Linked DNA regions of Mus musculus: region 2 is linked to region 1. The links are chromatin loops, found by intact Hi-C in ENCODE. Cell type or tissue: heart. All regions are shown on one strand. Each heading gives the region's core, and the rest is flanking DNA. Links, peaks and the distances in the headings are about the cores only. Region 1 holds the start of Idh3a (isocitrate dehydrogenase 3 (NAD+) alpha). Region 2 holds the start of Dmxl2 (Dmx-like 2).

Evidence for each region. A loop is a pair of places that touch in the nucleus more often than their neighbours do. Peaks named below come from ENCODE experiments on the same cell type or tissue, not always from the same donor. Only the 100,000 strongest peaks of a DNase experiment are listed, where the experiment ranks them.
Region 2: it touches region 1 in a loop (5-fold over the local background); 6 of 42 quality-filtered maps call a loop at or near these places.

What each region holds. Positions count from the first base shown.
Region 1 is chr9:54,584,342-54,589,717 of GRCm38, reverse strand. It overlaps Idh3a (isocitrate dehydrogenase 3 (NAD+) alpha), which reads right to left and starts at 3,207. Exons shown (of 11, transcript NM_029573.2): 1 at 3,175-3,207. The coding sequence starts at 3,201. In heart, for the core only: no CTCF peak of the experiment used is centred there; DNase peaks (open chromatin) are centred at 2,857 and 3,317; H3K4me3 peaks cover 3,073 bases; H3K27ac peaks cover 1,913 bases.
Region 2 is chr9:54,498,894-54,504,269 of GRCm38, reverse strand. Dmxl2 (Dmx-like 2) reads left to right here and starts at 2,644. Exons shown (of 44, transcript NM_172771.2): 1 at 2,644-2,919. The coding sequence starts at 2,833. In heart, for the core only: no CTCF peak of the experiment used is centred there; a DNase peak (open chromatin) is centred at 2,369; H3K4me3 peaks cover 2,907 bases; H3K27ac peaks cover 1,469 bases; H3K27me3 peaks cover 964 bases.

The sequences.
Region 1 (5,376 bases), core at 323-5,322:
ATACTGTCTCAAATATTATTAGCTCAATTGGCTGACCTGCTCAGACTTGAAACCCTAGACTGATATTCTGTGTTTTTTCTGTCTTTGGCTGTTTGTGTGGGCACGTGTGGTAATTAGTATGTGCATGCATGTGAAAGTCAGAAGTCCACACCAGGTGTCCTCCTCTCTTAGTTTTTGAGACAGGGGAGCTCACCAACTTAAGAAGATGTGGCCAGGGAGCTCCAAGGAGCCTCCTGCCTCAGCCTCATTAATGCTGGAATTACAGGCATGTGCCACCACCCAATTTTTTGCAGGTGCAGGAAATGTGAATTCAGGGCATCACACTTGTAGGACAAGCACTTTACAGACTGAGCCAATTCCCCAATCTCAGCACTAAAGATTTTGAAATCTTTTGATATTTTTGAAATTGAGTTTATATATGGAAGATCTGTGAACAGAGTCTATGCTTTTTGTTTTGGGGTAACAAAACGGGGAGTGCAAGTGAGCTTATAAACCAATGCATGGTTTCTCAAGTTCCAGGGAAGCCAGTGTACATACTGAACAGAGGAGAGCCTGGTGTGGTAGTATAGCAGGGAATTCTCTGAGTTCTAGGCCAGCCAAGGCTACACAGGGAAACCGTCTTAAAAAACAAAAAAAACCAAAACAAAACCTCAAGCCTGCTGTACTGGTCTTCAGAGTGAGTTTAAGGTCAACCTGGGTAATGTATTGAGATTAGATCTTACAATTAAAAACGGAGGGAAAGAAAGGTGCTGAGGAGGTAGCTCAGTGGTAGAGTACCCCTGTCACCAGGCTTAAGGCCCAGCACTACAATAGTAATTAAGCATCCCAAGACATGCAAGCCATTTATGATTTGTCTGCTACTGTGTCTACAGTGCCTGGTACAAGCCAGGCCATCCTCAATCCTGCCTGTAGCTGAGGGTTCCCATCCCAGCTTCCATGCCTGCAATGGCTGTCTTCTAACAGCTGGGATTTCCCACATTTTCATCTCTCCTCTATGTTCTTGGACTGAAATAATGCACTGACAAAGTCCATCCAGAGAGAAGTTCACATGACACACTGTCTTTCACCTTATACTATACTTGTGAATCATTTTACTCCTGTAATTCCCAAGGAGACGCGTTTTCAGGCAAGAGGACCTAGCCTTACCTTCCCGACCTTGATTTCAGGCCCTGGATCACCTTAACCCTGTGGCTCCTCGCTTCCTTTTTACCTTCATATTCCAACCCAAACCAAGAGATACTGTGTAGGAAGTAAGCCAGGCTCATCATTGTCTTTGGAGCCTTGAAAACCTCTAAAACCTTCACTTTCTCACTGGGAAAGCACCTATGATCTGCAAATGACCCTTTTTAAAAAAAAAAAGAAAAAGAAACAAATAAAACTTTAACGGACACTGGGTGTGGTGGCTCATAACTCTAATTCCAGAACTTGGAAGGTGGTGGAAGTAGGAAGATCAGGTCAGCCTTACCTATAGCGTCAGCTAGACTAGTGGAGACACTGTCTTCAAACAAAACAAAGCCCTGCCTGAAAGGAAGCCCAGTACTATAAAAATCCAAATACCATTTGGTACTTCAGCACGAGTTAACCTCGGGAGCCCCTTCTTAAGCCCTAATCCCTTGAGAGAGACTGAACCAAAGCCTGGGCCACTCTGCCAAAGGTCACACAGGCAATCAAGTCCCAGGGGAGCATCTTCTGACCCTATGGCCAATAAGTTCTGAACTCTTGTGGATTTCTTACAGGGCTAAAGGAAAAAGCAATTTTCCAGGACGCTCTTTACTACTTAGCCTTATTTAGTCCCCCAAGGCTGACTACACCTAGCAACATGAATCAGGTAGAGTGTGTAAGCCCAGACATTAAAGGACTGACTTGTTGCTACACCTTTAAAACCAAATGTGACCTAACAGCATCTCAAGCAAAAGTGGGTCTGAACATAGTGACAACGTAGATTCTAGTCACCAAACAAAAAAGCCTAGTTACTGATGTCCCAGAATCACTGTCTGCTTGATCACTGCCAAGACAGATACATCGATAGCTAGGAAAGCTTCAGGCTTTCATGTCCTTCTACATGGAATAGGTGCTTTCATGCAGAAATACCTGTGACACAAGCACATGTATCTTACAGGTGGGTTCGCAGATGTTAAATAGTTTGCAGAGGATACACAATTGGCCAATGGCTTTGTCAGGATTTAAAATTAAGAACCCCTAAATTGAATTATTAATAAACAATAGTGCATCTCCAAACCTCTCTTTAAAGGAGAAGGGCAATACAAATTTCATTTAAAAATCTGCATTGCTTATAGCAGACTTCTAGAGAGCCACCCACGACGGCATCAGATGACCTACGGCCTGGTCAGTACTATATCCATAATTAGCTAAGTGACCTTGGCCACCGGAGAGACAGAAAATCAAAATACCTCGGGTTTCTCTCAAAGATGACAATGACCTCCTGTATGACCTTGAGCAAATTTGTCTTCGAGGGCAGGTCAGCTCCACCAGGAAACGAAAAGACTGCATATGTAACCTGAAGCGCCTTCCAGCTCTAGTACCTGAACTATCAGGGAGAACTAGAGAGTCCCAGATCGCTGGGTCCCAACAACTGAAGGTGAAAGGACGATGATGCGATCTCCCTGAACGTTCAGAGTATAACTCCAAGGAGCACGATGCCCTGCGTCCTCTGAAGGAGGAATACCTACCAGGGCACCAGGCATCAGACTAGGAAGAGTTCCAAGAGAGAGAAAAATCTGGCTGGCCTAACGGCCCGGGATTCCCTCACCTCGAAAACCCTCTTGCGCCCAGCGTTTACCCGGTCAAAGGCTGAGGGATCAGGGAGGGGCGACCTGGGCATGCTGCCCGGAGACCCGCAGGTGACAGGGCCGCGGGGCCTAGGTGGCCTGTCTGTGACCCTCAAGGGCTCCGGGGGAGGCCTGTGCACCTATCCTGGAGGACACTGGTGGGGACACCCGGAGCAGTACTGGCCGCCTTGACCTTGACGCCGTCCCCGCCCGGCGCGGCTGTCCCGGCTCAGGGCTAGCCACGCACGGCGTGCCGGCCACATTCCCCGAAACACTGCCCGCGGGCCATGAGCCGCCTCCGCGCGCTCGCCTCCGCCATCCATCAGGCGGGATCACAGCCTACTCTCCCTGCTCGCCCTCGAGCTTGCTGCCCTGTAGCGCTCACCTTGGACACCCACGCGGACCCGGCCATCGCGTCCACTTCCCTCACCGCGGCGACAGCGGCAACACCAGGGCGCATGCGCATAGCCCTCTTCCCAAGCCCGCCCCTCACGGCCCCGCCCCGAGGCTCCGTGTGGCCCCGCCCCTAGCTCGGGTCTCTCGATCGCTCACCGCCCCGCTCCGGACCCCGCTGCACAGCTGCCGCTAGCTGACCAATCACCGCCTTCATCTTTTGATGACGCGCGGAGCGGGCCCAGCTGCGACCCGGAAGCCTCCTCCCCTTCCTCCCGCTTCATTCATTGAAAAGCTGTTTGGATGAGTTTTTTGTTTCCGACCTATTAGGGGACCAATCAGCCTTCTTTATTTGGGGGATTGTGCGCCCCTTAAAACTTTGCGGTCCCACTGGGACAAATATCTTGCTTATTTTCAAACATTGTTTTGTTTTGTTTCATTTCTTAAGACAGTATCATGGAGCTTCAAACTGATTATGTAGCTGAGGCTGGGTTTGAACCCCGGACTGCCAGGGGTTCCTCTTTTCTTGCCTCTATCTCCCAGGTACAGGGACTGTAGGCATGCACCACCTCGCCTAACTTGATTCTTACATTTTTTTTTAAATTTTCATTTTTTTGTTTTGTTTTTTGAGACAGGGTTCTTCTGCATAGCCTCAGCTACCCTGAAACTCACTCGCTAGACCAGGCTGGCCTCAAACCTACAGAGATCTGGCCTCTGCCTCCCGAGTTCTGGGATTAAAGGCGTGTTCCACCATCATCTGGCTAATTTTTATTTTTTTTTAATAGCTTTACTGAATAAAAAGCATTTATTAGTCTGCAGAGGACCCGGATTCAGTTCCCAGCACCCTCATGATGGCTCACAAATGTCTGTAACTCCAGATGTAGAGGATCCAGTACCTTCTTCAGGCCTCACAGGGCACCAGATACCAATATGGCACAGGCACCTACATGCAGACAAAACACTCATATACATAAAATAGACAAATCTTTTAAAAAGTACTTGATGTAAATGTACAATCTGAAGTTTTTAGCAAATGTAAGTGTTTTCATAAAATAAATTCAGAAAACACAGCTCTTGGGCTGGGGAGATGGCCCAGTGGGTTAGGTGCTTGTTTCAAAAGCATGAGGACCTGAATTCAATACCCAGTACCCATGTAAAGAGTCAGGAAAGAGTGAGCATCTATAACCCCAGCAATGAAAATCCAGAGCTAGGTGAATCCTGCTGCCATTGCCAGACAGCCTAGCTGATATGATGAGCCCCAGGTTGTTTAGTGAGTGGGAGACCTGTCTCAAAAGCTAAGGTAAGGATACCTACCATGAAGCCATGAAGCACTCAAGCACTCAAGCGCTCTCTCTCTCTCTCCCTCCCTCTCTCTCTCTCTCTCTCTCTCTCTCTCTCTCTCTCTCTCTCTCTCTCCCCCCCACACACACACACCACACTCACATTCTCCATTTACACACTATAACTCTTACTTCAAAAAGAGTAAGAGGGGGTTTAGTCTGACCAAATATAAGTAACTAAGGCCAGGAAACACAGGTTTAGATTACCCCAGTTTCTATGTTTCAACGTGGTAAACAAAAACAAAAACCATGTTGAGGACAAATCAGAGTTTGCAGACTGGCAGTGATGGCCCATGCCTTTAATCCTATCTCTCAGGAGGCAGAGGCAGTTGGATCTGAGTTAGAGACCAACCTGGCCTACAAAGCTAGTTTCAGGACAGCCAGGGCTACACAAAGAAACTTTGTTGCAGGATATTTGATCACACTGTGAACTCTAAGACTGTGTTGTTTACTTGGAAAACCATTTTCTAGTTGTGGTGTGGCTCAGCCTTAGCACACACCATTAATCCCTCAAGCTGGAATACAGAAATGACTTATTACTTCCTTTAATTCCAAATAATGAATGAAGATGAAGTTAGTTTGCAGAAGGAAACACCCATGATTGAAAGTGATGTCTGGGGCTGGTGAGATGGCTCAGTGGGTAAGAGCACCCGACTGCTCTTCCGAAGGTCCAGAGTTCAAATCCCAGCAACCACATGGTGGCTCACAACCATCCCCAACAAGATCTGACTCCCTCTTCTGGTGTGTCTGAAGACAGCTTCAGTGTACTTACATATAATAATAAATAAATCTTTAAAAAAAAAAAAGAAAGTGATGTCTACTGAGTGGCAAAGTGCTGAGTCAGAGAAAGATTT
Region 2 (5,376 bases), core at 94-5,093, 85 kb after region 1:
TGTGTTTCTTTTTAGTCACATAGCTTTCTATTTTTTATTCATGGCCAGCTGTTTATCACTAAATATACAGAATCAATGATTTCCCAGAATTCAGTAAATTGCATGTAGCGTCAAAAGATAGAAATAAAAAGATAGAAATGGGGCTGGAGAGATGGCTCAGCAGTTAAGAGCACCAACTGCTTTTCCGAAGGTCATGAGCTCAAATCCCAGCAACCACATGGTGGCTTACAACCTTCCATAATGAGATCTGATGCCCTCTTCTGGGGTGTCTGAAGACAGCTACAGTGAGTAAGAGGGGCTGGGCCAGAGCGAGAAGAAAAAATGTCTGAAGAAAACATCTACAGTGTCATTACATATAGTAAATAAATAAATCTTTAAAAAAAATAAAATGAGATTTACAAAAGAGATAGAAATGACAACAAATTTAGTATGAGGATTTGGTTTTTTGAGACAGGATCTGGGTATGTATTCTAGGTTGGCCTTGAATTTAAAGTATTGCTACTGCCTCAGGCTCTGTAATTCTGGGAATTATAGGTATGTGCTACCATGCCTGGCTGGATGCTGTTATTTAGCTTTTACTCTTATATGTCAATAAAGTTCTACAATCCTAGTACTAGGGAAAATTAAATACTGACCTTAACTTGAAATGTCTATGGAATCTAGTAAACAAACACACAGCATAGACAAACATATTATTGGGGGTGGGTTATGAGTGTCACAAAGGAGGAAGCCATAAGGTATTTGGAGATAGTCATGGTGTCTCAGATCAGCAAGGGGAGGAAGGCATTACAGAGAGTACAAAGAACATGAGTCAAGTCAGGGAAGAACAAAAAAAACCCTAGAATGCTCTGAAGAACGGCATTGATTCAGGGGGGCTGGAAACTAGTGGGTAATAGAACAGCCTGAGCTAAAACAGGGAGATTAGGCAAAACTAGATTGAATGGATTGTCAAACAAGTTGAGGAATGTGGACTTTTAACTTCTAGGGAAAGGGAGCAACTACAGATTAAAATGGTTTCTCCGGGGCTGATGGCGTAGCTCAGTGACAGAGGGCTTACCTAGCTGGGGCCAGGTCCTGGCTTCGCTTCCCAGTACGCCCTAAACCAAACAGAGACTGTTTCTCTGGATGGATTGGAGAGAGAATGTACTGAAGACAGCACATGGGCGGCAACTAGGGTAGTTAAGCGAGAAGCCGTGAAGGCGGAGCCACAGGTAGAGGGCTGGGGAGCCGGTGAGGTGCATGGATTGTGAAGAGAAATGGATGGGTGGAGGTGGGGAGTGACTCCCCCCCTCCCCGAGATCTTAGCCTGGGGGTTTATGCCACTATAGATGAAAAGGGATATGCCTTAGGTCGCTGGGAATTAGTTGATTACTGATGCTGCTTTCCCGGAACAGTAAACATGCGGAATCTGCCTCCATTCTCCACCCTCGGCACATTCACCTGATTATACATTTCAGCTGAGAAGTAGCAGATAGCCTTTAGGACAGGCAGAACAAAATCTGGGCTTCTCAGTGGATTCAGTGTCTCGAAAGCCCTGGACATAGAGCCCCCCTGGGTGCGTGTATTTCTTGTTAACTATCATATCTTTCCCCTAACTGATATACCTGCCTCAAGCATTGAACTTAGTGTCTCCCCCGTACATTTTACTTTCTAGCTCTCCTAATTTCTTTATTATAATGCTTTATTCCTAGTTGCTCCTAGCCTGTCAAAATTGAATCCAGGGACTCATTACTCTATGTCCTCAGAGAGATCCTTCCAGCCCCCTAGTTAACATATTGTAACCTCATCGATTTTTGTATCTTTTGTAAGCCTTGTGCGTGTTTGGTCTTAAATTTTCCTCGTTAACCTTTGTTCCGTGCCGCGGTTTCTTTTCTACAACCTGAGCTAAAAATCGCAAAGAATTGACCCGGTGTGTGTGTGTGTGTGTGTGTGTGTGTGTGTGTGTGTGTGTGTAGTGGGGGCAGGGATCTGATTTCAAATTAGCAGACAGCCTGGAAAAGCAGGCGATTCTGCGACTTCATGACATCATACCCTGGGGGAAAAACACTTTTAGATAGAGGGATCACCGGTCTCTAGGGGGACGTGTGAGAAAAAGTGTGAGCACAACAATTTGCTGTCGGGGGAGTTCAGCATCCCTTAAAGGCTGTAAGATGCTGCATACTTTAAAGTAGACAGAAGGACCTTAAGATCATGGGATTGCCCAGTGATGGTAGTGTCCTTCCCCTGAGGTCAGCGGTACTGACCAGCACGCGCTGTCCTCGAGAGACGCTTAAACACTTAGCAAAACAGGCCGGCCCCCTGGCCCCGCCCCTGGAGGTCTGGGCCCCGGGCTCCCAGGGAACTCCCGCAGGTCTGCGCGCGCAACCGGCACAGAGGGTCCGCGCGTCGCGGCGCGCGCAGTTGTCCTGGAGACGGTGGCGCGCGCACGCGCACGCGCGGCGCCGAGAGCGTGGCTTCCCGTGTGAGCGCGTTCTTTTGCCTGCGCGCCGCGTCCCCGCGCCGGGCGCGCGCCGGCCTCTCCCTGGCGCGCGGCGTGACGGCCTCGCACGCGCCCCGCTTGCGCGCTCTCCGGCGCCGCCCCCGCCTCGCACGCGCCGCGGCCCTGCGCCCGCACTGTGCGCCGGTGCGGCAGGCCGTGGGAGCATCCGGGCATTTCCGCAGCCGAGCGGCGGTCGGGCTGCGGCGGCCGGAGCCTCTCATGGCCGGGCGGCGGCCGGCAGACGACAGGCGAGCGGGGCGCTGAGTCCCGAGGACGCACAGGAAGAGCGGCTGCGGCCGGGCGCGGGACTCGTCCTCCTCTGGCGCAGAGCTCATTCCAGCCGGAATCCCGAGATGCATCTGCATCAGGTCCTCACCGGGGCTGTCAACCCTGGGGACAACTGCTATTCGGTGGGCAGCGTCGGGGACGTCCCCTTCACGGTGAGCAGAGCTGGGGCCTCCCGTAGGGCCGTGAGCGACGAGCCCACCCACGCCCCCTGGGCTCTGGGCTTGGGCGGGGGTAGGGGAAGGATGAGGAATCACCGCCCTCGTCCGCCCGCCCGCCCGCCCGGTGAGTGCGCGGGTGGCGGGGATGGAAGGTTCGGGGCAGCCCCGGGGTCTGCGGTGCCGGGAGGGAGGTGTTGGCAGCGGCCGAAGCCCGGGGCGGCTTCCACCTGCTCCTGGCTGGCAGCGAACGGTCTTGGTCTCAGGGTATGGAGGCGGTGCTGCTCCCTGGCCTCCCGAGCTGCCTGCGGCTTTAAACGCGCCCTCTGTATCTCCCTAGGTAGAATTTTAGCATACGGGAATAGAAAAATCCGCTCTCTCCCTGAAAGAGTTAGAATGGAAGTCACCTTTTCATGAGTGGCCTGTCTTATCTAGCTCAGGGTTCCGTTTCGGTAATCCTTTCAGGTATTAACTTAATCTTTGCAAGCTAGTTTTTTTTTTTTTAATTTTTTTAAAGCCTGAAGCAGTGTTACATTTTAAGACTTTCCTTGGGCGTGTGATAAAAATGTATGTAAACATAGCGTTTTGGAAACCAGCACCTCCCTACACGACATAGTCAGTTTCTCAGCCAGATGGGTGGGATTCATCAATCCTTTTTTGAGAAAAGGCTGATAAAATCAAGCTCTCCCAGAGATTATTTTGTAAGATTCACACGGATTAATAATGTTTTTTATATTAAGTATATACATGGTCCTTCTTAGAAGGAATTGTATTAGTGAGACCTCTATTAAGTACATATTGATAATCATTATGCTTAATTAAATTGGATATTGCTTAGTAATATGCTTTTTAGACAACGGGAACCATTTGATTTGATGTCTACAGCAGCATGTTTGTAAAACTGCAGGAAAAATTACAGCAAAACTGCAGAATCATTATGTAGCACTGCATTCTGGAACACTTTATCTGTTTTTAATGTTTTGTGATTCATTTAAAAAAAAAAACCTCAACAAGGTTGCTTCTTGGCCTTAATAATTTTAAGATGTAGTCAGCTCAGGTTTGTTCTAGTTTTGAAAGAATACTTTTAAAAATAGGGTTGTTTGACATATTATTCTTTCACTAATCAGTGGTGCTGAGTTTGCTACACATGTGACTTAAAACATCAGTCTAGGGCCCTGTGACATGGCTTGCTGGATAAAGGTGCTTACTACCAAACCTAGAGACTTGAATTCAACCCCCTCATGACTCACATGGTGGAAGGAGAGGACAAACTCATGCCAGGTTGCCCTCTGACCTCCATATGCTTACTGTGTATTCAGGGTTGCCCCTCCCCCACAATGAAAATCGTTAAAAAAAAATACCAGCCCAATAATATTAACATAGGCTGGAGCTTGGTCTTTAAGTGTGTGGAGGCTGTTTGGAGAATAGAGAGAGAAAACACACACACACACACACACACACACACACACACATAACCTTTGTGTCTTTCAGGAAAGGAGGAGGACCTACCGTAGGATCATAAGAGAGTTTCCTTCAAGAAATAAATCTGGATTTTCGATTATGGAGATTTCCCCTTGTGGGGTGCTGGTAGTTTACCGGGTTCATCTAAAAGTGAGGCACTAGCTGGGTGTGGTGGCACACACACCTGTAGTACTTAGGTGGTAGAGGTATGAATCTATGCTTAAGATAAACGAAACAACACCAAAAAATAGTGTTTCTCTTAGCTCCCGGCAGAGCTGGTTTACAGAGTTAAACTAGATTCTGCCTGGAAAGGCCAGTCAGTGTAAGAACCATCAGTGCTTTGCAGGTGCGGGCAGGCCACAGGCCATCTGTGGCCATAGTTCCCATTTGAATTTATTCTGTCACCGAGTCTGATTGTGTAATGCCTACCAGATTCACCCCTTTCAGTGTCTGTACTCGCCACCTTGTGTTAGTGTGGAAGCTTCCAAATGGGATGGATGCCTTCCACTCATCCCAGCCATTCATTGCTTCTCATAGCTGCTAGGGGGGTGGGTTTGTTTGTTTGTTTTTTTGTTTTTGCACTATTCCATCACGCCCCTTCCCCAGGAATATATAGTCTCTCCTGGGAGCCACATAAAGAATCATTGTCAGATATCCTACTACTTACTGTCTTTCATTTTGACTCTTTTCCTCACATTGATCCCTCTGTGTCATAGTGATCTAACCAAAGCCCATATCTTAAAATATTTATTTTGTTTTAAATTATGTGTATGTGTGTATGCTAGTGTGTGGGTCCTTGCAGGTGAGTACAGGTGCCCTTAGAGGCTGGAGGGGTCAGATCCGCTGGAGTGAAGTTATAAGGGGTTGTGAGCCACCTGGCATGGATGCTGGTCACAGGCTTCAAGTCCTTTGCCCTTTATCCCTGAACTGTCTCACGAATCCTGTGGACTACATATTCATGTCCATTGGGACAGCCTTGCTTATTATTTTCTC